Regions from separate parts of the Homo sapiens genome. Here region 1 is linked to region 2. A link is a loop called in an ENCODE intact Hi-C map of the cell type or tissue named here. Cell type or tissue: heart left ventricle. All regions are shown on one strand. Links, peaks and the distances in the headings refer to the core of each region. The heading gives the core; the rest is flanking DNA. Region 1 overlaps LOC105371244 (a long non-coding RNA gene). Region 2 overlaps ZNF423 (zinc finger protein 423).

Region 1 (14,760 bases), core at 4,475-12,474, 84 kb before region 2:
GAGAGGGATCCCCAAAACTAGGCACGTCAATCCCCTTGGAAAAGCTGCTAATACCAAATCCACATCTGCTCATGGCAAACCTAAACATCTAATGATCTCTGGGCCTCCAAGAGCTAGGCCACACCCCAGAGATACTCCGGTACAGAATCTCGGCTGGGCAGCCACTACTCCAGTCTGTCTTGTGAGCAGGTTTTACTCCCTGACTCCGTATACTAAAATAGCAGGGATTTTCCTTCCATGTACTTTTAAATTTCCATATCCTACCCTGAGGTTCTAAAGTAGTCTCTTGAAGGTAAGTAGGTCTCTCCACTGAAAGTCATTGCCACTGGGGCTCAGAGAGAGGCCCTGGGGGCTGCCGGACCCACCCTCCCCTACCCCACGCCAGCCCACCCTAGGGTTGCAGTCACCACTAAGGAATACAACACCCCTCCAAGGAGCGGGCAGGCCAGAGAAGTATGAGCCCATGTAGCTTGCCTAAAGTCACACAGCTACTAAGCAGGACACTCGGGATCCAGCAAGCGATGTTTAGACCGAACTACAGTGAGACCCAAGCCAGAATCCAAGGAAACAGCTGCAAAGGGTTAAGCGATACTCCCTCTCTCCAGCAAATACCAGTCCCTTGGGTAGAAACAGTGCTTCAAAAAGGTGAAAGGAAACAAATTTTCTGAGCATCACAAGTGTCAGGCACTTCGTCAATATTAACTCAACCAAAATCAAATCTGAAAGCATCCTCAGAGGCCTTCACTTCAGTATCACAGACTCGGCAGCTAGGGAGAGCACCGCCAACCTCTATCCTGCATTGATGGCCCTAGCCTTCATTGCCTGGTAAATATTCACATTCAGGCAGGACTAGTGATGAGGAACAAATTAAACAACAGATAAAATGGCCCTAAAAAGTTAAATGTCAGATATATTAACCATAGCGATGTAATGTGACAGTGACCATTTAGCCATTTCATCTTCAGACTTGTTTTTTCCACAGTTTTCTGTGATATAATTCAGTTTGATTATCTCTGCAGTATCCTTAGTGTGTCCCTTTTAAAAATGCAATAGCCGGCTGGGCGCAGTGGCTCACGCCTGTAATCCCAGCACTTTGGGAGGCCGAGGCGGGCGGATCACAAGGTCAGGAGATCGAGACCATCCTGGCTAACACGGTGAAACCCTGTCTCTACTAAAAATACAAAAAATTAGCCAGGCATGGTGGCGGGCTCCTGTAGTCCCAGCTACTCGGGAGGCTGAGGCAGGAGAATGGCATGAACCCAGGAGGCGGAGTTTGCAGTGAGCTGAGATAGCGCCACTGCACCCAGTCTGGGAGACAGAGTGAGACTCCACCTCAAAAGAAAAAAAAATGCAATAGCCAAAAATGGACCCAGAATAAGGCATGAAGCCAGTGGCTGGATTCCTTTCTTGTAATAAGGACTGACTTCCAGATGACATGTAGATTTTATGTATTCATTTTTCCCCTCCACCAGCTGTATTACATGGCTGATGTGCTATACTTCCCCTGTGGTCCACTAAGACCCCTGGATCATTTTCTGAAGAGCTGGAGTCATACATCAGTTCCATTCCTCCACAACTCACTAGGAGCCCCAATGTGAGAAAGGTATTCAGAAAAAAGGGAAGCCCAGCCCTTCTGATGTCACAGAGAAGCTGAGGGAGATGCCAGCATTTTGGCCTTAATCAGGAGCTCTCCTCACTGTGTTGTGCTTGGTAGTAGCAGGAGGATGTGTGTAATCCCAAATGCTGCATCCACTCTCAGCTTCTCCAAATCCACCCAGGGCCCACATTGTCCCTGACTTTTCACAGGTTTCGATTCATGTGCAGTCAGAGAAAGAGGGCAGACCTTGATCTCCTCTAGTCCATTGGCCTCCAGTCATATTCCTCAATCCTAACACTCAGCCATTACATAGTTACTAAGCACCCACCTATGGGTGTGTCATCCCTGCCCCTATGGGAGTCCAGGGATGCAGTCATTAAGAAAACCTGGTCCTGCCCACATGCGGTTTACAGTCCTGAAGACAGAGGAATAACAAGCTATTTGAGAGCACCACATGATGAGTGAGGTGAAGGGAATCAAATGTCCTCAGAGAACAGGGGGAGGAGGCCCTTCACCATGGACTGGGAACAGCAGATGATGGAAAAGCTTCTCAAAGGAGAAGATATCTAATGTCACACTTTTATGGATAAATAGGAGTTTCCAAGATCTTTGTATAGGAGGAAAGAGCAGACAGAGGGAACAGAATGTACAAAGGTTCAGAGGCCAGAGACAGCGTGGCATGGCAGAAAAGCTGCAGGTAGGTCAGTCTGGATGGAGTGGATGATTAACAGGAAGCACAGTGGCAGGAGATAATATGCTCAAAGGGTTTGCAAGCTTCACGACAAAGGCTCCCCTCACCCCCGAAGGTTATTGTTATTCATTTGTTATTCATTCATTTAGCAAATATTTATTGAACACCTACTATGTGCCAGAAACTGTTATAACTACTAAGGCCACGGCAGTGAATCAAAGCATTCCTTTGATTTGAGCTTACGTTCTAGTTGGGGACACAAATAATATGCACTTCAGCAAAAGGCTTTTTTTGCAAGTAATGACAAAGATTTTAGCAAGTAATGAGAAACTAAAAATGGTGGAATGCAAGAAAAGTGACTGGGAGGAGGGTAGGAGAGGATGGCTTTAGCCAATGTGGTCAGGCCAGGCCTCCTGGAGGAAGTGATTGGGTTGGCACCTGAAAGATGAGAAGGAGCCACCACGAGCAGACCTGAAGGGACAGCTGCAGCAGAGGGGATGGCAAAAGCCAAGGCATGTTCATGGGACTTGCAGGAAGGTCAGTGTGGTGGAAGCAGAGTGAACAAAGGAGAGAGTTGGGAGAACTGATCAGGTCAGGCCTTGGAGGCTATGGTCCTGAGTTTGGAGATCATTCTAGTTGCAACAGAAAATCATGTTGGAGGGCAATAAGTACAGGAGAGGCCCCTCTGGCTTCTGAGAGGAGAAAATATTCTGTGGGAAAGAAAGAGAAAGCCTGGAGATGATTATGGAGGTATATCAGTCAGCTACAGCTGTGTAACAAATAACCTCCAAAATATAGTTTAAAACAACACAAATTCTCATGATTCCACTGGTCAATTGAGCATCTCTGCTGATCTTTGTTGGCCAGGCTTAGCTGAGCTAGGCTGGAGTTACACGTCTGCAGTCAGCTAGTGGGTTAACTGGGTCTGGCTGGTCTAGTGTGGCCTTGTCTGGGCTGGCTGGCCTCTGTTCCATGCAGATCTTCCTCTAACAAGCTAGCCTGGGCTTGTGCTCATGGTGGCAGCATTCCAAGAAGTACACAAGGTCTCTTGAGTACTAGGCTCAGAAATGGCACACAATCACTCCCACCTCACTCTAGTCTTCAGTGCCCAACACAAGTCCCAAGGTCAGCTCAAATTCAAGGATGGAGAAATAACCTGTACCTATAGAAGGAAAGAGTTTCAAATAACTTGGATGCAGGGAGTAGTCCAAGACTGTGGGCAATTCTGCAATCAGCCTACCTCAAGAGGCTAGTGTGCAGTTCAAGAAAGACAAGGTTGGAGGCTTAAAGTAGGATGGCCATGACAGAAGCAAATTATTGAGAATGTATTTTGGAAGTAGAGCTGAAAGAATTTGTCACCAGGTTGAGTGTGGACAAGAGGGAGAAGACTCAGGAATGACCCTTGAGCCATCCTTTGGCCTGAGTGACTGTCGGGTGTGCCATGAAATGCAGTGGGAAAGAGCAAAAGAGAGAAAGGCACAAGTCAGGATTTGGGTTAGAATTGGTTAGATGGGAGATGCTGCCAGTATCCATGATGTTCCAGGGGTCATGAGGAACCACTAATGGGTTTGGAGCAGGAAATGATGTGGTGAAGGACAGATTGGAGAAGCAAGCCCAGAGACAGGGTACATTCGCTTCTCAGAGCTGCTAGAATGAAGTACGACAACTGGGTGGCTTAACACAACAGATTATTTCTTCTTCTTTTTTTTTTTTTTTTTTTTTTTTTGAGATAAGGTCTTACTCTGTCACCCAGGCTGGAATGCAGTGGCATGATCACAGCTCACTGCAGCCTTGACTTCCTGGGTTTATGCAATCCTCCAACCTCAGCCTCCCTAGTAGCTGGTACTACAGACATGTACCACCACACCCAGCTATTTTTTGTAGAGACAGGGCTTCACCATGTTGCCCAGTTGGTCTCAAACCCCTGGACTCAAGCAGTCCTCCAGCTCTGGCCTCCCAAAGTGCTGGGATTACAGGTGTGAGCCACAACACCCAGCCCAGGCATTTTTCTCACAGTTCTGGAGAGTAGAAGTCCAAAGTCCAGATGTTGGCAGGACTATGCTCCCTCCAAAACCTCTGGGGGAGAGTCTTCCTTATCTCTTTAGCTTCTTGCAGCCACAAGCATTCCTTGGCTTGTGGCAGCACAACTCCAGTCTCTGCCCCCATCTTCACAGGGCCCTCTTCTCCATGTGCCTCTGTCTCTTTTTAAGGGCACCAGTCCTATTACATTAGAGCCCACTCTATTAACATGATTATATCTGTAAAGTCTCTGTTTCCAAATAAGATTATTCCCAGGTATCAGGGGATAGAACTTCCACACATCATTTGGAAGAACACAACCAACCCATAATACAGAGACCAAAGGTGGAGTCAGAGGCCCAGGGATGGGTGGAGTATCCCCCTATGATTCCCCTGAGTTCATGGTAGAGTTGCTGCTGGAACCCACATGCTTAACGCTCTCCTCGACCTGTCCCCACAGCCACACCCTGCTGCCCATCTGTGCCCAGTGAAAGTGCCAGAGCTTGAGCCCCAGGCTGATGGCCCTGGGAGGCAGGCCCATCCCACTGCCTCTCCAGTGGTACATTCAGAGCCAGGCCTGGGGAGCTTCTCCCTCTGCAAACCCAAGGCCCCTGTTTGGAGACCTGTACATCAACACAAAAACCCTGTTCATGAAGTAACGTTAGCAGGAGGTCTAGCCCAGCCCCAGCTGAGCTGAATGCCACATCCTCAAGAGATTGCTTGGTGCCTCCAGAACCTCCAAGGAGGAACTGCTGTGGGAAGCCCACCTCTCAGACACCAGATGCACCTGTAGCGCCAGACTGAAGGTTTTTCTGGGGTTCGGCGTGAACTGGAAAAGGGAAAGGAAATGAAAGCAGAGAAGAGACCTTGTCCCACTCAAAACAGCTGAGGCTACATGGCTCCCTCTGTGGGTGCAGAGTGCTTTTATTCTTGGACCTCACAAGCATAAGAAGCCTTAGATTCATGTTCCTGACATCCTGACCAGGCGAGCCCACAGTGAGTCCTAAGATTCACAGCTTGCATTGAGAAAAGAATTTTTATCAGACAACCCCAAGCCAGCGTCCATCAGCAGACAGCACCACCTGCAGCACACTCTAAACGGGTGTTTTACAGACTCTGAAATTGCCTTACGAATAGTATAATTCTATTGCACTCCCTAAAACAGTTACTACCAGATACAGAAACAGACAAACACATATACCAGGAACAGATTCACACGTGTACTATCCCCTGGTTTATGGCAAAGGTGACACTGCGGTGCAGTGGAGAAATGATGGTCTTTCCAATAAATCAGGCTGGTCAATTAAATATCCATATGGAAAAAATATTGACCCTCTGCTTCCCACCATATGCAAAAATCAATTTCAGATGGATGCAGATTGTGGAAGTTTTTAGAAGAATGGTAGATGACAATCTCCATGACCTTGGGGTAGGCAAAAAGATTTTGAACACAACACAACAAGCTCCAATAATAAAAGAAAAATGTAATAAATTGTATTATATTAGAATTCAGAATTTCTGGCCAGGTGCAGCGACTCACACTTGTAATCCCAGCACTTTAGGAGGTTGAAGTAGAAGGAACACTTGAGGCCAGGAGTTCAAGACCTGCCTGGGCAACATAGTAAGACCTATCTATACAAAAGGAAACTTTATTTAATTAGCCAGGGATGGTGGTGGATGCCTGTAGTCCCAGCTACTCAGGAGGCTGAGGTGGTAGGATCACTTGAGCCCAGGAGGTTAAGGCTGCAGTGAGCCACGATCATGCCACTGCACTCCAGCCTAGACAACAGAGCAAGACCCTGTCTCAAGAAAAGAAAAGAATTTCTACTTATCCAAGACATCACTAAGAGAGTGAAAAGGCCAGCAACACAAGCAAGAGAAGATATTTCTTCTGACAACATATCTGACAAAGGACTCCTATCCAGGTGATATATTTTTAACTCCTATATATATTGGTAAGAAAAAGGCAGGTCACTCAGTGGAAAAAATAGGCAAAAGCTTCTATTAGTATAGAAACTTCACAAAAGAGGATAGCCAAGTGACCAATAAACATAAAAAATGTCATTAATCATCAGGATATGCAAGTTATAAAACACGATGCAGAATCACTACGCACACACTAGAATGGCTGAAGACTGGCAATGGCAAAGCCCATTGGTGAGAATCTGGAGCAATCAGAACTCTCACACTCTTGCCATTGCCCTGCAGGTTGGCACAACCACTTAGGAAAACTGGGAGCATCCAGTAAAGTTGAATATACACTCCTCTATGGTCTGGTATTTCCTATGCATACATACTGAACAGAACTGCATGCACATGTGCACCAATAGATGTAAGCACCAATGGACGTGTGCACCAATAGACGTGTGCACCAATGGATGTGTGCACCAATAGACGTGTGCACCAATAGACGTGTGCACCAATGAACGTGTGCGCCAATAGATGTGTGTGCCAATGGACGTGTGCGCCAATAGACGTGTGCGCCAATAGATGTGTGTGCCAATGGACGTGTGCGCCAATAGACGTGTGCATCAATAGACGTGTGCGCCAATGAACGTGTGCATCAATAGACGTGTGCATCAATGGACGTGTGCGCCAATGAACGTGTGCACCAATAGACGTGTGTGTTAATGGACATGTGCGCCAATGGATGTATGAACCAATGGACGTATGCGCCAATGGACGTGTGCACCAATGGACGTGTACACCAATAGACGTGTGCGCCAATGGATGTGTGCACCAATAGACATGTGCTAACTTTTGCAGCAACTTTATTCTATATAACCAAGAACTGGAATCAACCCAAATATCCATCAGTCAACAGTAGAAAGCATATCTTGCAGTATAATCATGCAATGGAATACCGCATGAAAACAAGAATGACCAAACAATACGGATGCATTATACACAACGTATTCTGCAAAAGTAGCAAAATACAAAAAAGAACACCTGTGGAGTTCCATTTATACAACCTTCAACCCAGGCCAAAAAAAAAAAAAAATAGAACCTAGACCTAATCTATAGTGTTGGAAGTCAGGATGGTGGCTATCCTTGGAAGAGGGGGTATGTGATCCACCGGAGGCCAGTTAGCTTAGAAAATTCATTGAGCTGTGCACTTGGGATTTATGCCCTTTATATGGGTATATTGTACTTTAGTTAAAAGTACATTTTAAAAAGAAATATACTAAGTGTTTTTTGTTTAAAAAAAAGTTCCGGTTTCGTTTGCTAAAAACAATAGGCTCCTCAATGGTGAAGCTATTCTAGTTCCTTCCACCTCCCAGAGGCAGAGGCTAAACCTAAGTCCCTTAAGGCCTGGCGCATGTCCTCCAGGTGTGCAATGACTGTGGCAGGGCGTGGCCTTGTGCAGCTGCTGGAGTAAATTTCTCCCCTTCCATTTCTTTCCCTCCTCTTGCCCTTCCCCTTCCCCTTCCCTTCCTGCGCCACCAGGTGGGGCTCTATCACAGCAGAAGGCTACTCTCCTGACGGTGTCCACGCTGTCTGGCCCGGCTGCTGGCAGAGCCGTCAGCCTATCCAAGGGGAAGCCGGGCCCTCGAGCCTAAGCCTCGGGTAGATGAACACAAGCCCAGCTACTCACTAACATCACTTTTCTGAGACTTCAATTCTTTTCCTCCAAATCGGGGCAAGAAATGCAAGTTAAAATAACCATGAGGTACCACTCTATGAGACTGAAACATGTTAGAAAGCTAGGGAAGGCCAATGTTGGCACAGACGTGGAAACGAAGGAAGCTTCATGCCTTGCAGTAGGAGTGTGGGCCACTGCAGCCGCTCTAGGTTAAATTACACATGGACACTGCAGGGACCTAGCAAGCAGCCCCACTCCTGGACGTATATTCCAAAGTTCTATCCCAGGAGATCTATTTAAGGACACTAGCACTGGCAGGAATGTCTGGGTGCTGGTGGATGGCAAAACAAGGTGAGTGAAAAAGATGGGAAACAGGATGAGAAGGGACACTCTAGTCTTAACACAAACTGAAAATACACACATACAACAACACACTGCTTACAAGAACACATGCAAATACATTCAGACAGCTGGAAAAGGATTGGGAAGGGAAGAAGGAAGAAATGAAGGAAGGAAGGGAGGAGAAATAAAATGTGAAAGAAAATACCAAGTTTCAAGTGTTGGCGTGAAAAGAAGAATCCAAGGGAAGTTTCAAGAGTCTCTAGCACTTAGCAGGCACCCAGGAAATTTTCATTTTCTACATGTGCCTTTAAGCACTAACATTTATTGAGTGCCTACTGTGTTTTAGGCAATGTGCCAGGCTTCGTAATACAGTAATGAACAAAGACCAAAAAATGAAAATTCCTGCCACTGTAGTAGCTTTGAGACTTATTCCACAAACTTGAGTATAGGAGAAATGGCAGAGCCCCCTAAATCAAATCACTAAAAATCTGATTTCATGCCCCTGTTGAGCTGGACTGGTGGAAATTCAATTTCCATCCCTTAGTGGGGCTCCGTCTCTTACACCCCCAAGGTCCTGGACAGAGCAATACCTTGGGGTAGGTGCCAACCTATACTGGTCACTGCTGAATTGCTGCAGGTCACAGCCCAAAAAGTTCACAAAGTCTCCACTCACAACAACCACTTCTCTACCCCCTACCCCCACCACTGCCATGCTTTCTTCTGAGGCTTATGCCTTCCTCTCACCCCAGTTCTCACCTCAAAGAGCATGGGCTTCCAGACCAACACAGGCAGGCTGTCTGCAGATCCCTTCAACTCCCTGCTTGGCAGCAGAACCTTTCTGTGGCAGGTAACTGAGCGCAAAGCTACTCTCCTCTGGGAAGGTGGGCAAGGGAGGGAGACAGAGAACAAAGGTCATCAATCTCAGGCTTTCAAAATCTTCTCCAAGACGATGAACAAAACACAAGTCAAAATCACAAGAAGCAGCCCTGACTTCATTCTTATTTCTAGGATTTTAATTTACCCAATATGCACTGGTTGAGCACTTACTGAATGACGTGTGTTCCAGGGCCTAATATGAGTGGTGTGGTTTCTGATGACATGTGAAGATGATGCTAGCAATGGCTGCACCTAACTTTGGCAAAAAAAGGAAAATATATGTGCATGTGTATATGTATGTATGTTTATATATGTATTGGTGCATGTGCATGTGGTGTGCATACGTGTGTGTTTATATGTATATATGTATATACGTATATGTGTGTGTGTGTTCCTACGTGTGTGTGCGTGATGTCAAGTAGCTTCTGGAAATCAGTCCAATCATTTCCTGGTCTAGTCTCTCTGGTTCAAGATACAAATTCCAGAAAGAGGGTCTCATTGTCCTCTCTAGGGTCAAGGCCCCCATCCCTTGGCCCAGGGAAGATGGAGCACCTAAAGTGCCAGTTCTACCAAGGCCACACACAGTGGACGAAGGGTAGTTTCTGAGGAGAACTGAGATACTTATTGGTTCTTTTGCTGGCTAATAATTTCTCCCCAAACAATAACAAATATGTATCATCCCACATGGTTCCTGTGGGTCAGGAACACAGTGGGGTAGCTGGGTCTGTGATGAGGTTGGTGTCAATCTGTCAGCAGAGCTGCAGTCATCCAAAGGACTGGCTGGGCTGGAGGATCCGTTTCCAAGGTGGCTTAGTCTCACAGCTGGCCAGCTGGTGCTGGCTGTTGGCTGAAGGTTTCAACACCTCTCCACATGGGCCTCTTCATGGGGCTACTTGAGTGTCCTGACAACATGGCGGTTGGCTTCGCCTGAGCAACCAGCCCAAAAGGGAACAGGGCAGAAGCTAGAGGGCCCTTGTTGCTGTCCCCTGGGAAGTCACACACCCTGCTGCATTGCCTCACTTCTGTAATGTCCTGTTAGTCACACAACTCAGCCCTGGTCAGTGTGGGAGGGAACAACACAAGGGTGTGGAGACCAGGAGCCAAGCATCACTGGGGGCCATGGTGAGGACTGGAGACCACAGGTGCCATTACAGAAGGAAGCAGACCTGGAGGCAAGGCAGGCAGGAATGACAGATACTGACCACAATGATGATGTCTTTGGAGCTCACAGTCTAGAGGAAGACAGAAGAAAACAATGCCCTCGTTAATTCATAATTACTCACCTAAGAACACCCTAGTAATGGGGGGAAAAAAAGAGGGTAGGACCCAAGAAGGGGCAGCAACTGACCTTCTCTGGAGGAGTCACAGGGGTACTTGCAGAGGTGGTGACATTTGCATTGGACCTTGTAGGGAAATAAAAGGTGGGATGAGGGCACCCCAGGCAAAGGCGGGAGATGGGAAGTGGGTGGAATCTAGCTTTGCTGAGTGGTTGAATGGGGACAGCACAGGAGAGTGGGCAGAAAAAGACTCTCAAGCTTCCCAAGCCCCACCTGCCTGTGGGGGACCTACTCCCAGGCCCTCCTCTGCTTCCTGCCCCCACAACTCAAGATCTCTGGCTGCCAAGGGAGAATGGGCCTGGTTTCTCTGCAACCAGGACCCATCTTCCCCAGTGAACTGGCCCTCTAGGAGGACAAGTTATGGGCCCTGCCCTTCTGGGAGAAAGGCCTGACTCCTGCTGGGCCCTGCCACCCACCCCAGCTGAGAGTCAGGGGACAGGGGAGTGGAGCTCTCTGTTTCCCGGAGTCACTGGGTCTTGGCCAGCCCCACCATTCCGTGCCCCTTTCTGGGATTGGTAACAGCCAGTCAGGGTCCTGCCATTGCACTTGGCCATTCCTGAGCTCCCCCAATCCCCTGCTACAACACACACACAAATTCCTACCCGCTCCAGGCCAGCTGGGATCAGCTTCAGCAGGGCCGGCTCGAGCCACTTTGCTTAAGGCATCAGCCTCCCCAGGGTGCATTAGGCAGGCTTCACTGGCCAGAGAAGGACCACCTTGTAGGGAAACGGGCTCCAGGGGTTCAAATCCCCAAAGGGAAGGGGCTGCCTGGCCCCAGCTGTAGAAACAACAAAGGAGTGCAGCACACAGTGGCCCCTCCCTCCTCACCCATGCAGGCAGTGATGCCACGCTGCATCCTAAATGTTCAAGGCCAGAGTCACGTGCATGCCTCCCATGGGCAGGGCTCAGTACCCAGGACCTCAGGCCCCCTCCCCACAGGGCCCCAGCAGTGGAGAGGCTGCCACCCTGGACCCAGGCAGGAGGGGAGGAGCAGCTGCCCACTCCCGGCATGCACCCTCTGGGCCCCGCACTGAACACCAGCCTGCTAGCATCCCCCAAACCAACCCGAATCCAAGATAAAATTCCCCCTGGCCCCCAAGCTCAGGAGGGCAGTCTGTGTCCCAGAGCCTTCAAAAGCTCCAGAAAAGTGAAACCTCTGCTTGAACAGCTCCCAGCCCTGCAGCAGAGAAAAGGGGAGAAATCACACCAATAATCACCACTGGCAGCGTTTGCCTCTGAGCTACAAAATGTTTTCACTTATTTTCCACCATCAGATGCCCACTGCAACTCTGCAAAAGGAAAGATTTTATCCTTATTTTACTGATGGGGAAGCTGATGCCCAGAGAAGGGAAGGGACCTGTCCAAGTGCACAGTTAGGAAGCTACCGAGCCAGCATTAAGCCAGGCATTTTGATGATAAACCTGGGTCCTCTTTAAATCACTCATTTACTCAAGCATTCAGTCAACTTGCAGCAAACATGCACTGAGCTCTTCCCACAGGACAAGGGATGGGCTCACCACCCCACTGCAATGATGAGCAAAGACAGACATGGTTCCATAAGTTTACAGCTTAGTTGGGGAAACAGTCCTTAAATAAGCCTTTAAAAATATGTAATTGCAAGTGAAAGAGCACTGTGAAGAAAAGAATGATTTAAGTCATTAAAAAAAAATCAGAGGAGGAGTGACTTCCCCCAAAGGGTAACCAGAAAAGAGTATTCTGAGGAGGTACTTTGAAACCATATCAAGGCACAGCAGAAATGAGTATCAGGATTGATTAATAATGTCTGCCATGGTCACTGGATTCAGAAGTGGTGGCATGCATGCCAGATACTTGTTTATCTGGTTTATGCCCTCACTAGGATCCTTGATATCCAAAAAGAACTAGACATAATTTTAATTCTCCTGGAATTCACCATGATGTAGAGTAGATAAACATTAGAGAAGAAGTCATAATACAAAACAGCTCATTGGCTTCATTAATAGAAAAATCAAGGAAGTAAAATACAGCCAGTGAGGGAGTAACTGGTACCCAATAGGGTGATGCTAGCAAGGCTTGGAGGACTCTTTCCATGGGACATGGGAGCTTGTTGAAAAGAAGGCCCTCCTTTTAAAGAGGAGAAGGCACTTAGCACCAGAGGATGTTGAGACATTTCTGTCTATGGCCTAAGTTGGGGAGACAGCTGGCTCCTGCTCTGACCTCCTCTACATTCCTAAGAATTCCAGGTACAGTCCCTGCCTGGAGATACTTCTCCACCAGCACTCAGAGCACCAGCCTCGCCTCAGACCCACCATGAGAACTGACCTTCTTCCATCAGTCCCCCTAGGCTCAGCATCCCATTAAGTGTCCCATCAAGGCAGCTTATGGCTCCTTTTGCCACTGCTGTAGGGCAGCCTGCTCAAAACCCACCAGATGTAAAACAGCAACCTTGAGAAGCAATTGTTAGGTCTATCGAAATATTCAGAGCAGCCTGCACTTAAACTGTCGTTGCACTTATTCTGACTGTAATCAGTCATTTCTGTGGCTCTTAATTCATTGTCTGTAAGTACCAAGACAATGGACTGGGTATAGGATACTCACCCCCAGATTCCCAGTGCCTGGCACACAGTGAGTGGGCCACTCAACAATTTTATTGAATGAATGAACTATTCTAGAAAAAAAAAAAGAGTTGGGACAACATAGAGAGGCTGATAGTTTGGGTCTTGCCCCAGGGGATAAGCAGGCCTCCAGGTTTCAGGGTGGTCAGCAGAGGGTGACAGCACTATGGTGGCAGTTTCTCTTGAGTTCTGCTCCTGAGCCTCAAGGATGGAAGATCTCCAAGAGAGGGTGGTGAACCATATCATGTGCACCCTCTGGTCCACAGCCTGGCCACTTCATGCTGTTTGGAAGAGGCCATTACTTTCTTATTGTGCCCACTCTGTTGGTCTTGTGCCATCTGCTGGCACCTACCAGGCAGAACCCTTGTTTTGAAAGAGTTAAAAAGTCCTCTTGGGAGAGTAGACTAGAAAGACAGTCAATGAGATGGATCAAAGGAACATAGAATTGGAACTTACAAGAGCTCAGTGAAGATGGGCTCAGAAGGCTCCTGGGAGTCAGGTTGTCCAGGATGAGCAGACCTCAGACAAGTAGACAGGAGAATCTTTGGATAAGGGGACCTCCATGGAGGAGGAAAGAATAATATGGGATCAGGGAGAAGATTGGTCCGGTGGGAGTAGGGTCTTGGGGAGGTGTGAGGACTGGGAAGAGAAGGCAAGGTAGAGCTAGCTCATGGCAGCCCTTGGCTCCTGGCTGAGAAGTTCAAAGTTGAGCCTGTGGGCACCAGGACGCAACCATGAACCTTCAAGAAAAGACGGTCTGAGCTGATTGTCTGGGGCTTTTGGGGGGTGATGGGCAGAAAACATATCTGTGCCTCCATGGCAGCCAGATTTTGTAGAAAAGGGGAGAAAGGCCCCAGGGAGCCAGCCATGGATGACTTCTGTAGACCTTGGTTTTCAGAACATGCCCCATCAAAGCAGTCGGTCATCTTGTTAGTTCTCCAAACAGCACATCTTCCCTAGATCAAGACTCCAGTGGAAACACAATGGTCACAAAAGTGGTTTTTGTGTCTTGGTTTTCTGGGTCTCCCACTCCCCCCTCCCTCCAATATCTATTCTCCATTATTGGCCAGACAAAGCTCATCCCAAGATCCCTGCGTCTCCGTTGTAGCGAACATCTGTCCTTTCTCACCTGCGCATTTACCCATCTGCGTCTCCACGAAATCTTTCATCCCATCGACAATGTAAGGATTCAAAGTAAGGAGGTTCACGTTGTCAAAGAAGCCTTGATCTGAATGCCTTCCCCCCACTTTCTCCTTAAATGAGTTGTTAACAGGAACCCAAGTGTCTGTTGAACCTAAAATACTTTTTTTTTAAAAAATAACATTTCAAGGTAACTTACGGGCGCACTTTAAGAAGCGAGGACTCAGCGTGTCCCTGGCGGCTTCCTCCTTGAAGCTCTGGTCTTCAGGGCTGTGGGAGGCATCCAATCAGACAGGCCGCCGCTGAGGGCCAGGGGAGGAGGGCTGCCGGGGTTTTATTTCAGATTCGAGCTAAGACCATGAAATGGAAGGCAGGAGGAAAAGTGAGTGAGTGTGTGTGTGTGTGTGTGTGTGCGTGTTTCTGTGTGCGTACGGCCAGAATAATGAGTCGCACTAATTCATAGAATTCCATTTTGGCCATCACACACGGCTCCCTTTTCTCTTGAAGGCCACTTTGAAAAATCCCGTTTTCATAAGTCATTTACTTCCCCTAGGAGGGCAGGCCTTCTAAAAATATTCCCC
Region 2 (14,760 bases), core at 2,560-10,559:
CTCCCAGGGGAGTGCTTCACTGATCTCACCCAAGTCTTGGCCCCAAGAATTAGACAGCTGAGCTGGGTCTAAAAGTAGGAGTTAACCTGGGGTGAGGGAGCGGGAGAAGGGAAGGGCATTCCAGCAAGAGGAAGCACCATGAGCAAAGGCATGGAGGGAAAGGACAGCCAGGGGCATGCATGGCAAACTGTACTTTATTTGGTGCTTTTGGAAAGAGATCAAGCAAGATAGAGTTGCAAATATTCAGCCTTTATTGAGTGTTGTGAGTTTTCTCCTGTTCTCTGACATCAAGAGTACTGCACAGGGTATATAATCATGGAGCACTCTCCTGGCAAGTCTGAATGAGCCAAAATCAACTGTAAGTTGTAAAATAGTGGCACCGTGGACTTGCTTTGAAGGGTAACAAGCATATGGGGGATAAATCCTTGTAGGGTGTCTCTCTCTTCTCCAAAGGCAAGTTCCAAGCCATACCAATAAATACATAACACCACATGTCACAGGTGCTATGATAGACAGGAACCAGAAGTGATTACTGGGTTAGTCAAGTTACCTCATGGTTCAAATGGCTTCTGGAACACCAGCTATTGCAGTCACATTCCAGCCATCAGACAGATAGGAGGAATGAACTCATTTCTTCGCTTTCAGGACAATTCTTAGAATTTGCACATACTGCCGTTATTTATATCCTACTGATAGAACCTATGGCGACCAATAGCAATAGGACCACACCTAACTTCTGGGAAGGATAGGATATATAATCTGCCCCTTCCCTTCTCCAAGGTAACCTCTGCTCAGCTATAAATTGGTTACTTTATTAATGAAAAGAAAGAGAACCAGCAGTCTTTCCTGTACAGTACAATTTCACTTTATTCATCGTTGTCATCATGATTGTTATAATAAAATTAACAATGGAGTCAGACACCCCAGGCTGGAAGGTGAGGCACCCAAGTTATAGTCGCAAGTCTATCCTGAATGGTATGATCTTGGACAAGATTCTGAACTTCTCTGGGATTGTTTTAAGCCACCTAGAATTGAAACTCCATAGGAATACAGCTCTCTAAGGGTACTTCTGGCTCGTTTCCAGCTCACGGCTTCTGCATTTGCAGTGTTCTCTTCCCACTGCTCTTGGACTGCCCACCTCCCTTATTTCTTCAGGTCTCAAGCCCCTGCCTCAGCAAGGCCTTCCTTAATGCACCCCTGTGTCTCATACACGGGTCCCTCCATTAATCCCTGGCAGCTTCTGGCTTTGCCATCACGGCACTCATGACCAGGTGTGGCTATGCATTTACTGGCATGCTTGCCTGTGCCACTGTGGCCTCCATGAGGCCAGGGACCACATCTGCTGGTCATCTCCTTATCCCCAGTGCCCTGTGCAGTGCCTGGCACCTGGGGGCAGCTCAGTAAATACTTGCTGAATGGATGAGTAGAGGAAGGGATGGATTTGAGTTTTGGTCCTATTTACTGAATATTTATAGGTACAGGTTCCATCCCTAGGAACACACACCTTAGGAGGGAAGAAAAACAGGTGAAAAGTTCAATATTACACAACTGTGAATTTAAAAGGAGCGTTCTTTAAGGCTGGGGAACTCGAGAAGATTTCTCCCATGACAGTTTCTCCACTGAGACTGAAACCCTTACCTGCCTGCTTCTGGGCACTCTGGGCAGGTGTTCCATGACAGGGGCCTGTGGCCCAAGGGTCCTGGTCCATTTCCCAGCCTGGGCAAAATTCCTCTGCCCAGAGAGCCGCTAGAAACTGACAATTTGTACATCTAAATACAGCAGCAATGAACCTTAGGCTTTCAGTCACCTCGCCCACTCCCCAAAGCCAAATCCAAATGAGAGGCTGATTCCATCGCGCCCTCCTGGCTGAAAAGGTGCCCTCCTGCAGGATGCCTGGCACCATCATTGATGACCATGCTGCTTACAGGTCTCTGTGTGCAGCCCTTTGTCAGGCATCACTTCATACAAGCCTCCCAGAGACCCTCTAAGGCCCCTCACAGTTGAAAGGCAAGTGTCTCATCCCAGCTCCAGACCTTTCCTCTGGAAGGGGTTAGTGAGTTCTCCGAGGCACAGGTTTATAACCCTACACTGCTCCCCAACCCTAATACCACCTGATGGTAAAGAATGCCAGTCCCAGGAAGGGCCTCAGGGTCCCCACTGCCAGCCCCCTCCCCACACAAAGTCACGAGGGGCTCTCAGCCGTAGCAGCAGGGACAGAGCCAGCCGGAGAACAATGCGGCCGGGGTGAGGGGGGAGTCGGTGGGGTTCCCTGGCTGCCTTGTCACCGCCATAAACCTCATTACCTCACGGTCCCCTAGGCCGCCTCTCTCCTTACCCAAGGCATCAGCCGGCTTCGCTGCTGATTCCCACATGGCGTGAAAAGCTCTTAAACCCCCCGCTGTATTTTTAATGGGGGCAGTGACTAATTTAGCCCTACGCCACCAACCGTCAAATCGAATCTTCTATTGGTAGTTACTGAGGGCTCACCTGGGCTCCATGGGGTTTGGGATAAATCCAGAGCTGGAGAGGGCCCTGAGACGGAGATGTGGCAGGCCCCGGGACATACTGGTCCCATCGACAGTCCCAGCACTGCCCAAAAGGTAGGCCTGGCTGTGGATGTGTGGCAGCCTCACTCAGACATAGCCCCAGCCCCAGGCCCCAAGCCCCAGTCCACGGGTGGGCACACTTAGAGGAACACTGGTGTCTACCCTGGGGTCTTCCCCCAAAACTGCCAGGTCTCCAGGAGGCTGAAAATTGGCATTCACAGCCTTCAGTTTCCAGGAGGCAACAGCCCACTACTGGCAGGGTCTGCTCTATGATTCACATATGTAAGATGCCTTTTGAAAAACTGAAAGCCCCACCCGCGTGAGAACATTACATGAGGTGACAGAAAGAAAGGGGAACTCTTATAGGTCACCAGAAGCCCCTTGATATGGGAGTCTTCTAGAAGATGATGGGTATAATTGCTCCAAATTCCACACCCGTGACTTAGTATTACATTATAATTAGGTGCAATCTGTCTGCCTGTTTCATTTCCGCTCTGCAGAGGGTAATAACCAATTTCCTTGCCCCTTGTGAAAAGTTAGCAAGGAAGGGTTTCCCCGTGCAAGTTCTGGCCTCTGATTGGCAAGTCAGCTGAGCACCAGCATGATGGAGGTGTGGGAGGTAACATGGAGGAGGCCTGGAGACCAAGGCTGCTGGGTGGGCCCTGGGAGGCCAGCAGGGCCAGGAGTAGGTGAAATAAGCAAGGTGCCTAGAGTGTAAAATGCAAGAGGACACCCATTCCCAGCACTTGCAGGTGTAGGGGGGCCCTGAGAGCGAGTGCCCCCTGAAATAATGTACCCCAGGCCCCTGCCTGCCTCACTCCAGACCTGGCCCCCGCCACCAGTCTCAATGCTCTCACATCCTACTGATCTCTATGACTGGGAACCTGCGGCTCCTACCTGGCTCTGCTCTGCAGTCCCCAGTCACACATCTCCGTGCCTCAGAACCCAAGTGCCACCTGGAGTCCTGGCAAGGGAAGGGCTACCCACTTGCCTGCCTGTATCCAACAAAGGGGAAAGCCAACCCTGAAGGGAAAGCCAAGAAGACTTCACAATCAGCATGGTGACCAACCTGCTGCGTGGCCTTGGGAAAGCTGCACGTTACCCTTGGGCCTCTGTTTCCCCATCCAAGAGTGGGAAGATCAGGGTATTCCATCATTAAGGGGTCTTCTGCTTTGACTCCTGTGGCCACTGCCAGCCTGTCCAGTCTGCATGCATTAGGTTACTACGATTCTTTTCCAAGGGGAGCAGGGTCTATTGTGTGCAGGTCCCCAAGGGCGTGTGCAAGCCCACAGGAACTTGTAGGGGAACACACCTTACAGGAGCTGACAGCCCCCCACGCGGCCCTAGGCTGGGGAGGAGAGAACCAGGCAGCCGGATGCTAATCGCATGGATTCCCTTTATTGAACTGTACTAGTTACTGCAGTCAGATTAAGTCACATTTAAAAGCAGACCATCCAGTTGCACTGAAACCGATTATATTCATTACATAGTTTTAATCACTGTCCGGTGAACTGGCAAATCCAATCAAAGCATTAGTCTTTAATTAAAAAATTAAAAGGAAATATTCAGACAATAGCCAAGCAATCACATCACGATGCACAATTACCTAGAATTGCAATTAAAAAGTAGTTAACCGAAGGGGGTGGGGGGTGGGGGGGAAGAAAAACAAGAAAGAAAAAAAAGAAGCAAAGAAAAAAAATCACACTAATTCTTTTTTAAAAACTATCAATATAATACATGAAGGAACAAAGGACAATAGCCTTAAAAAGCAGGTTTCTCTAACTCTAGAAATGTAGTCTGCGGCGGAAAGTCTAAAAGCACACTAGCTGTAGCAGGACAATAAAAAATACTGAGCATGGAATACTTTTAATCTCTGCCATTAATATTCATTTCCAGCTGCTTATAATAGCAGCGCCTCATGGCCAAATCATTAGAGTTTTACATCTGGGTTGCAAATGACACTTTGATTGGATGTAATGTTCAAATGGCCCTCCCCACGGCGTCTCCGGCAAGCCTTCTGCGGAGAGGTGTCCTGTTGAGCGATCCCTCACTGTGCGTGCTGGCTCATCGTGTGGTTCTGCAAAGGCGAAGAAAGGAGACACACATGAAGGAGAAGAATGGAGAGCATGCTCGTCCCTCCCACTCAGTGCATTTACGCCGGGAGCCGCAGAAAAGCGTCTCGATTATAACAAAACAAAATGCAACAAGGAAAAAGTGCTCCAGGGACGCAGCTGCCAAGACGCCACGTTGATTTGGGGCTTGGGGATAGGTTCCTGTTACTGCCAACTTGGACTCCCTATATGTTGTTTTTTGGCTTTTTTTTTTTTTTTTTTTTTAAAGACCATTCAGGTCTTACCGGGGGGACTGGCTAGGTGGAGGGAAAGGGGAAATGCCGGGGAGGAGGCAGGAATTAAAAACATCCCTGTTCACCTCTCCATCTCCCTTTTCCTCTAATGAAGAGGAGGAAACTCTGATCGCCTGCAGGCTGCCCTCGCATCCCCCTCTCAGTCTTCCCCGTGGCTGCTCCGAGCCTAGCAGAGGGAGACAGCAGATGTGCTGTGCAGCTCTCCGGCCAAGAAACACCCGAGCGGGCACAGGCGTGCTGAGGCAGTGGGCGGCCGTGGTGCCTGCGGCCCAGGCAGGGGACAGGTCACCCGGCAGGAAGACGCGGGAGGAGCCTCTGCTGCTGGGCTCCGGGAGCCTGCCTGCTTGGTCACATGGCAATGGCCCAACCAGAGACAGGGACTCAGTGCAGTTTGGCCGAATGCACCTAGGAATCCAGGGCCCAGGTGGGACCCTGTGGCCAAATGTTTCCCTCTCATTACAGTCAATGGCATTTCCTCCCCCTGCCAGCCAGAGGGGGCCAGCAGGGTTGATCTGTTTCACAGGAGCCAGCGGCCTGGGACTGGGGGTGGGATTTGGCATCTGAAAGCCGTCTTTTTGTTTCTTTTCAGTGGTTCGTGTTCCAAATTCAGACCCATTTCATCAAAGCCTCAGGTGGTGCTCCACCTCATGACACCTGGAGAAAGGAGGCAACATCCACCAGGTGTAGGGTGGCCCTGTTTGGGGCCGCACAGGACCCTAGATCCCCGGGAGAGGCTCCTTCTGGGCGCCCCCCAGGGCCCGGCGACTCCTGCAGCTGTGCCGCTGACCGCCAGGGGTCAGCAGAGGCACCGCGTCTCTCCTGGGCTCGGGTCCGCGGCGAGGGCGACCAGGTGATGCCAGTAGCCTCGCCCGGAGGCCGAGGCCGGGGCCGGGGCCGGGGCCGGGGCCGAGACGGGCCACTCCTGCTCCCTGGAGCAGGGCCCCGCGCAGTCCCTTCCCGTGACGGGCACTGCGAAGGCTGCGGCCCCCGTGGTAATGTCACCGACCCTTCCTGCGAGCTCCCGGCCGGGAAGAGGCAGCCCGCGCCTGCCTCCCAGCAGATGCCCACAGCGCCAAGCGACAGCCTCGTGCTCATGCGGGCGGAGCAGGCGCACGGCCGGGGCTTGGTGGGCATGCGTGCTCTGTGCCGTGGCAGGCACCGCTCTTTCAATCCTCACAACAGCCTTGCGAGGTGGGACTTCTTAAGATGAAGACACCGAGGCCTAGGAAGGCAAAAATTACAGGCCCAAGGTCACCCAGGTTGGAAGCACCGGGCACTGAACCAGATGGCTGGAATCCACTAGAGCAAGGGGATTTTCAGGGGAGCCAGGCTTCCCAGGGCCTGCACCCCATGGGCACCGCAGTCTGCAAATCACCCGCATTCTGCACCAGACACAGTGCCACCTCTGCCGGCCGGGCCTGACACCTCGGTCGGGGGCGTCAGGGACCCAGAGGCACCAGGCAGGTTGTCTGAGGCCACAGATGGGATGCAGGCGGTTTCCATGGGAACCCGCACCCTCCAGCCGTGGCACCTCTCCCTGTACTTGTGCAGGGACAGCCAGCTAGTCCTGTGGGGAGCCGAATCCACACTCTACACAGCCATCCTCCTGCTACCTTCAAGCCTCTGCTGACTCAGTTCCCGCCTCCCTTCTCCTCCCTCCCAACCAAGCTGCTCTTTGAGTCCTCTAGGCACATGGATCACTTCCCATCCCTGCAGACCTCTCCAGGCACCTGCAGCCCACCTCCCACACAGCCACGCACCTCTCATGAGCTAGACTGACCTCCTTTGCTGAGCTGCACACAGGGTGGCGGCACCTCCTTTCTCAGGACCCAGGGCTGGGCATGCACTGTCCTGACCATACGCCTGGGCCTCCAATCCCCAGCAGGCACAGCTGCCCAGGAGCAACTTGGAGGTCTGCACTTTCACACCCTGCCAACCGCCAGTCAAAAACCCCTGCTATCTTGGTGTGGGTGGGTCATTCTTTATTAGGGGGAGGACAGGGAGGAGGAAGAGAGGGGACATGAGGAAGGGAGACATGGACAGCTCTTTCTTGTCCTCAAATTATGGTTCCTAGGGCCTGGCACAAAGTAGACACTCAGGCAGTATTTGTGAATGAGTCAATGGAAAGAAAACGAATGAATGTATGGATAGGATGTGGATATGTGGAAAGGGGAGAGGGCATTCCAAGAGGAAAGAATAGCAGAGACGGAGGTGTGGAGCCTAGAATCCAAGTGGCGATGCAGGCACAGGTCCCAGCACAGAAGTCACAGGAAGGCTGGTGGGCACATGGCCTACGGACAGTGGAGGCCTTGAGTACCAACAAACATGGACTTTGTTCCACAGGCCACAGAAAACCAGACATGATATTCGATCTCCACAAAATCCCCAAGGACCACCCACTACCAACATGGGCACAGGGGGTGTCTGGGATCTCTGGAGAATGAAGCAGCCTGTTGCCAGGATGCCAAGAACAGGCTCAGTGTGACACACATGGCCCACACTGGCTCACCAGGGCACTGCTGGTGCAGACATGATGAAGGCTGGAACCCACACCTGGGACCACTGGTGAGGAAAACTCCAGAATGCCTATGCCATTCCCCAGGAAAAGCCACAGTGTGCCTGCCCACTTAAATAGCAGTAGCAGGGGGCTCTGAGGTTACACTCAAGAAAGAACTTCCTCCTAGAGGGTTCTGAGACAGAAGGATAAAACTTCCTTCCCTGAAGTTTTGTGACAGGAACAAAAGCCCAGGATGTCACAGCAGATGGAAATGTCAAAACTTGATGCCCCAAGGGGACCAGGCACCAGAATTCACTCAGCACTACATTATTAAGCACCTGCTGGATGCTCTGCTCTGCACTGGCACAGTGAGGGGGAGGGGAAGACACCAGCTGGGCCTACCCCTCGAGGGGCCTGATTTAGAGGGGCTAGACACAGACACCCAAACATTTGTGGGATTAATGGTGCAGCTGGCAGCTCAGCTAGGGAAACTGGTCAAGGTCACCCGATCAGTTTGTGTGATGGTGGTGGGGAGCCCAGAGGTGCCCAGGTGCTCAGCCAAGGAGGGCATTGGCTCCTCCATAGGCCAAGGGCAGTATCTCAACAGGCAGAGGAGGTGGTGGGACCCCTGTCCCCAAGACTTACCAGTCGCCCAACACCAGGACACAGAGCAGCTCTGGACAGCTACTGCAATCAGCACAGTTCAATAACCGTGAAAGAACCCGTGGTCCGTCCCCCACAGCTAGAAGCTGTGGTTTGAGGAACGTGGGGAGGTTCAGCAAACCTTCTTAAAGAGTTCTTTCCATCCAGCATAGTTCTCACAAGGGCATTCAGCCTTAATGTCTCTTTCTCTGTTTATGCCTGTGCTATATTTAGCCCCTTTAGAGAAGGAAGAAAATCGTTTTTTAAAGATGCTACCCACCCCACAGATGAACACTTCCCACCACCATAAAGGCTGGGGGTGGAGACAGGGGCCCAGGGAAGGACTGGAAAATGCCTAGAGGGAGGCCTGGCATCCACTCGGCCTCGCTGCCTGCCAGGGAGACACAGGTGTGGGCCAGAGAAGCAGGTGAGGAAAATAAAACGGGAGAGCAGGAGGGGGTGGGCAGCAATGGTTTGCAGCCTCAATCCATCCACTCAGCAGAGCTCGTGTGCTCTCCTGGATGGAGGTTTCTGGTACAGCCTGTTTTGGGGGCCTCTGCCTGGCACACGGGGCCAGGGACACAAGACAGTGATAGCCAAGGGGATGGCATGGGCCCGGGCACAGAAACCTGTGTGCTGCCTATGCTGGGGGCAGGCCTACCCTGGGTCCTGGTGAGACCCACAAAAAGAGCCCTCTCTGTGCAAATCGTCAGCAGAGCACTCAGGAACTGGTTCCCTGACACACCCTCAGCCTCTGGAAGGAAAGAAGCCCAGCATTCATTTCATGGTTGCTCATTCATTCATTCGTCTTTGAGCCAATGAGCCACTATGCTTGTTGCTGGGAATTCAGCAGCAAAATGATCCTGATCCTGAACCCAATCCAGGGTAATGTTTTGTGCATGGAAGGAGCGGGCCAGAGTACAGAGCCTGGTGGCTACACTGTCCTTCCCAAAGCACCGCCACACACTAGAGGGAATGGGCTCCTTGGAGGTTCAGCTGGGGTCTGATGCTGGTTTTGCGCGCCCCAGGAGGGGGCCCTGGCTCAGCCCACCTCCATGCCCAACACAGTCACAAACAGGAACACTGTGTGCCTCTCCCTAGTGTGAAGCCCAGGATTGCTTCTCAAGATCTTGGCTCCATTCTCTGTTGCTTAGGCGTGGGACCCTGCCTGGTCTCCCTTTGATACCTATCCATCACCATGTCAAGTGGGAGAGACGTGAGGGGCTTAAGCATGCCAGCAGCATAAAGCAAAAGAGCTTCTCCACACACCCTGCTAGCTGCCTCTCCTGGCTCTCAGCTACTCTGAGGACAGTGTCTGTAAAGTCCTAGCACCTTGCCTTGTCCTTGGCAAGTGCTCCATTGGTGCTAGCCACTGCCCTGGTGACCTCAAGGTGGGCAGGAAGCTTTCGTGGGCCGAGATGGGCTACGCCTTGGGTTTGAATCTTGGCTCTGCCACTTACTGGCCATGTGGCCTTGGGCAAGTTCTGTGACCTCCGGGTTTTGGGGGTGGTTAATAACACAGCCCTCTTCCTAAGATGCTGATAGGGTTTGGATGTTTGTCCCCTCCAAATCTCATGTTGAAATGGGATCCCCAGTGTTGGAGGTGGGGCCTAGTGGGAGGTGTTTAGGTCATGGGAGAGGATCCCTCACGGACAGCTTGGTGTCCTCTGGGCAGTAATGACTTACCATTAGATCTGCTTGTTAAAAAATGTCTGGTGCCTCCTTGCAATCTCTCTCTCTCCCCATGTGACGGACTAGCTCCCCTTGCCTTCCATCATCATTGGAAGCTTCCTGAGGCCTCACCAGAAACAGATGGTGGCGCCTTGCTTCCTGTACAGCCTATAGAACTGTGAACCAAATAAAACTGTTTTCTTCATAAATTACCCAGCCTCAAGTATTTCTTTATAGCAACACAAAACAGACTAATACAGATGCCCTGAGGACTCAGGAGATAATGCCTGCATACGTCCCAGTCTGGCTACGGCAAATGCTCCACAGATCTCCATAGTGGTGTCTGTGCTGGTCTTCCTGACCCAGCAGGGTGCTCTGTGGCATGAGGACTGTCTTCTGGTCTTCCTGACCTGGCAGGGTGCTCCACGGCAGAGGGACTGTTTGCTCCCTGCCACTTCTGTGGGACCAGGCACGATTGGGGCTTACAGTGAGGGCCTCATAGAGGTTTAATGGACTGACCAGCTGTACCCCTCCCCCTTCCCCTCTGGGTGTCCAAAGGGCTGGCAAGGTCTTAAGAACAATCCCGAGATGGCTGAACTTTGGATGGTCCTGCCCTTGGAACAACAGGTGTCATTATCCCCTCCCCATAATCCCCCCTGGCTAGAACCCCTGTACCCACAAATCACTGCTTTCTCCTCCCCACCCTCAGGAACAGAATGCCATGTCTGCAGGGGAGGACAGCCTCAGGGAGACTCCACAGGGGATGGAATAGGTGTGCACTCATCCACCCATCCACTCACCCATCCATCCATCCGCCCATCTATTCATCTATCCATCCATCCATCCATGCATACATTTCTTCCACAGATGTTCACTGAGTTCCTGTCTGTCAGGCCCTGGGCTGGGCACTGGGCACAGACAGGTTGAGAAGCTCCAGCGCCCTCCCGTGAGGAGCTCACAATTTCATGGTGAGGGTGCCGATGGCCAAACTCATAGACCCTGAAGACCATTAAGAGGCAAAAAAGAAGGCTTGGCTCTTCTCTGGAGACTAGGCCGTGGTTCTGGCCCTTGAGTCTTTGAGTCCCTATAGCATATGAAGGCACAAGAACACTCAGCCCCCACACCCAGAGCATCCCACCCTGCTCTCCCGGCCCCACCTGCAGAGCCACCCGGCCTGCACATCACCTCACTGTGATTTCCGGTTGGGAAAGAGGTTGTGGCCAATCCCCCTTCTCCCCACTGCCCACCACTGGCCACTCCCTGGCAGGTTCCAGCCACAGTGGCTCTCACAAGGCTGGCTTTACAACTCACTTTCTCCAGGAGCTAGGGCCAAGCCCGAGAATGCACCTTAACCACTGAGAGATTCCCTTTCCAGGGGAAGAAGTAGCCCTTGAGGCTGAAGTGGCAGCCATGTTCGTGCTCAGCAGGGGTGAAGTTGGGTCCCGTTATTTGTTCACTTAGCAAACAAGGCACCTGGCCCTGTGCAGTAGACGGAAGAGAGCAAGTGAGGCACAATCCTGGCCTTTTAAGGACTATAGAGAGAGGACTTCCAATAGGAGATGCTTAAGGAAGAAGCTGGCCTTTTAGCTGCCCTTTAAGGACAGCCCAGGTGAGGATTTGCACTGGGTGTGTGTGTGAGAGCTTGAGAGATGGTTTTCCAGGCAGAGTGAACCCCTGGACAACAGCACGAAGGTGGGAATGGCACCGATCATGATCGCTGCTAACACTGATGGTAGGCTCACTGTGTGCCAGACACCATTCTTAACCTCCACCCATATTAGCTCATTTAAGCCTCACGACTGCCCTGCGCATTAAATACTCTCATCCTCCCTATTTTACAGATGAGAAAACTGAGGCGCAGAGAGGCCCAGGTCCTGCCACTGGTGATGGCAGTGCTGGGTCTGCACCCATGCAGTCTGTCTGCAGAGCCCACTCTTCACCACCACACTGTTCTGCCTGTGAGATGTGAAAAGTGCAGCATATGTTGGGGGAACAATGAATAATTCAGCTTGGCAGAAGCACAGGGTATGTGCCATGGAGACCAGCCTGGAGAGGAAGGCGGGGGCCTTATTGATGAGGCTCCTTGATGCCAGACGAGGCAGCTTGCCCTTAAATCTGGGCCATGGGGAGCCATGGAAGGTATTTGAGCTGTGGAGTTACAGGAGAGGCAAGACACAGGGAGAAGCTCATGCCTCCAGCCAAAAAGGTGTGTCAGCAGGGCCTTCTCGCCCATCATTTCCCTCTGCTCCCATCCCCTGTTCCCTGGAAAACCTTCCCCTTTCCTCCCACACTTTACTTCTTTCCCTTTGGGAAGGGTATAGATACAGGCAGCCCTGCCTCCCCTATCTGCTGTGTATCACCTGGGCAGCCCCTCTCTGCTTGTGAGCACTTATTTTTAGAAGAATTTGACAATCGTCCAAGGGTCTAAGACGAACAGATGGCCTGTCTTAAAGGCTCATATGTTCGCTAGTTTGCACTTCTGACAAACGGTAAGCATACTCGAGAGCACACCATAAACAGCGCCGAATGAATACTCAGAACACAATTTAGCTAATGCATGTCATTAAAATTAGGAGTGAGTGATGGCCAAGGTTCCCTCTAAATGCCTGCCCTGTGATGCAGTCAATCCCCCGGGGCCCAGGCTATGACGTGGACACACCTCACTTCTCCCATGACCCCCACCCAGCAAGCCGAGGTTTGCCTCATTTACGCAGATGGCAGGGCAAGGTTTGCCCGAGTGGGTGTGACACCCAACCCTGGCCTCAGAGTGAAGCTGGTGGCCCACTGGCCTTGGACAAAGCCCTGAGATGTCCTATGGCAGAGGGAGCAGCAGCTCTTCCATGCACGGGATGTGCGTGAGGTTTTCCCGTCCCTGCCTGCCAGACAGTGAGGCAGCCTGTCGTCTGCCACCCCGGAGCAGCAGGAGATGAGTGTTGCAACGCTCAGCCAGGGAAGCTGTCTCTCATGTGAGAGCCTCAATTCATCCGGAACTCCCGGCCTAGAGGGAGATTCCAACTTCCAGGGAGCAAGGGGATTGGCTTTGGGGTGGGGGTTCTGCAGCTTCCTTGCCGAACCAGTAGCAGAAGCAGATGCAGCGACCTGAGTCACCTGGGGTAACATTTGAGAAAGAGCCACATCCACACAGCCTCTGACCCAGACTCCTTTTATTGATGCCAACCGGATCCAGGTTTTCCGTGTTCTTGAGATGCTCTATGGAGCCGAGGCGGGGAGGAGGGTGCCCCCCACTTTCCGTGAACCCCCTCTTGCCAGGACACAAAAGACCAACGCAGGTGGCTTGGTCAACAATCAGTTCCATGAGCAGGAAACTCTTCCCTCGCATGAAAACGTGGGAGAAAATATTGTGGGGAAGAAAAAAGCCCAATAAACTCCCAAGAGGGCAGGTTCTGTACTGCTGTACTTTGGAAATAAAACCCACCAGGGGATAGATTATTAGGAGGGAACCGAAGCCTTCTATTAGGAACCCAGCCCGTAAACAGGCTCCCATTCAGAGTCACCCAACAAAACAAGGGGACTAATAATACCTGCCTGGAGGGACAGGGGACTCAGGGGAGCTGCACTTCAGAATGCAAATGGGCCCCGTCAGTCTGTTTGTGAGCAGAGAATTGGGTGAGCGGTGAGACTTTAGATAGCAGCCGTGCAAGGGAAAATGAGAGTTTTATGGCTGTTGTCACAAGCAAAGGAAGATGGAATGCTTCCAGGGCTGCTTATAGACTTGCTCCTCCTCAGCAACAGAGTCTATGCCTGACTCTGAGGCCTGAGTTAATGTGACCCCCACCTACTGCTGCTGTTTCTCCAAAGAAGGTGGGGGTACCCTGTGGCTAAGCCCCTTGGGGACAGGGTACCTAGCAGCAGATTCAGGACTGAAAATCGGGGGTCCTAGCAACAGTGTGCCAGGTGACCACAAGTTCACTTCTGTGGCCTTTGGCCCCCTCCTGGGTAGAAATGCTGCACTGATCTTGTCAACCTGTGGCCACTGCAAACTCCATTCTAACCACAGCAGCCTGCTTGAAACCAGGCCCCCGTGGGACAGCTCATCTCAAATATGAATTAGTGCACAGTCCCCTGCCCTAAAAGAGCCTGAATCAGACCCCTAAAAGATGGGGCCCCAATCTGATGCTGCTGGGCCAGGAATCCAGTCAAGTGCACCTCTTGCAAAGCCTTGAGAAGAGCCTGGGGTGGAAGTGACGAAACTCCATAAAAAATGGCACTGGAGCTGGGTGAGTGGCTCATGCCCGGAATCCCAGCACTTTGGAGGCTGAAGTGGGAGGATCACTTGAAGCCAGGAGTTTGAGATCAGCCTGGGTGAAACCCCATCTCTACGAAAAAAAAAAAAAATTAGGTGGGTGTGGTGGCGTGTGCCTGTAGTCCCAGCTACTCGGATGGCTGAGGCGGGAGGATCACTTGAGCCCAGAAATTTGAGGCTGCAGTGAACTAGGATCATGCCAGTGCACTCCAGCCACAGGGTGAGACCTCATTTAAAAAAAAAAAAGGCTATTGGGTGGACGGGTTCTCAAAACCAAAAAAGGGTTCACTTCAAAGTATATCTGTTGCTCTTAGTGTGGGTCAAAGAAGATCATGCACGTGAAGCAGTTTGGGAAGACGGAAGCACCTGTCAGCAGGGGTACCAATGCTCAGAAAATGTTTATGTCATGAAAAAGAGCGGGTGAATTCCAGGAGATCTGTCTGCAGTGGGGAGGATTCCTCTGACCACATGGAACTGCATGTCTGGATGGAGGCCTCAAGATTAGAGTGTGGGTGCTGTCAGGTTCACACCATGGACAAGTGCAGCACAGGCCAGGTGCAAAGCAGTAAGACCCAGTGGGGTCTGTGTCAGCCCCAAGAACTCAAACTTTGTCAAGAAGAGGCAGCACTTGTCAGCTCTAGGCAATGACTGCCACATGCGAATATAGGCCCAGTGTTGCTTCCGGTTTTGCAAGAAAACTGGAAATTTAGATTTGTTTAAAATATCAGCTTTCTTAGAGGAATGCTTATACACTGTTGGTGGGAATGCAGATTAG

Evidence for each region. A loop is a pair of places that touch in the nucleus more often than their neighbours do. Peaks named below come from ENCODE experiments on the same cell type or tissue, not always from the same donor. Only the 100,000 strongest peaks of a DNase experiment are listed, where the experiment ranks them.
Region 1: a loop joins it to region 2, with 2.4 times the contacts of the local background. A loop is called at or near these places in 10 of 110 quality-filtered maps.

What each region holds. Positions count from the first base shown.
Region 1 is chr16:49,400,361-49,415,120 of GRCh38, forward strand. LOC105371244 (a long non-coding RNA gene) reads right to left here. Exons shown (of 8, transcript XR_001752167.2): 3 at 14,379-14,529; 4 at 11,048-11,223; 5 at 10,457-10,511; 6 at 10,311-10,340; 7 at 8,989-9,105. Among named protein-coding and RNA genes, the nearest start is that of C16orf78, 34 kb to the left of the region's middle. In heart left ventricle, for the core only: a CTCF peak has its summit at 7,746 (motif pointing right); DNase peaks (open chromatin) are centred at 7,791 and 9,949.
Region 2 is chr16:49,486,682-49,501,441 of GRCh38, forward strand. It overlaps ZNF423 (zinc finger protein 423), which reads right to left. Exons shown (of 8, transcript NM_001379286.1): 8 at 843-4,623. The coding sequence ends at 4,594. Among named protein-coding and RNA genes, the nearest start is that of LINC02179, 28 kb to the left of the region's middle. RefSeq lists enhancers at 5,845-6,468, 6,469-7,090. In heart left ventricle, for the core only: no CTCF peak of the experiment used is centred there; DNase peaks (open chromatin) are centred at 5,141 and 5,740; H3K4me3 peaks cover 1,077 bases.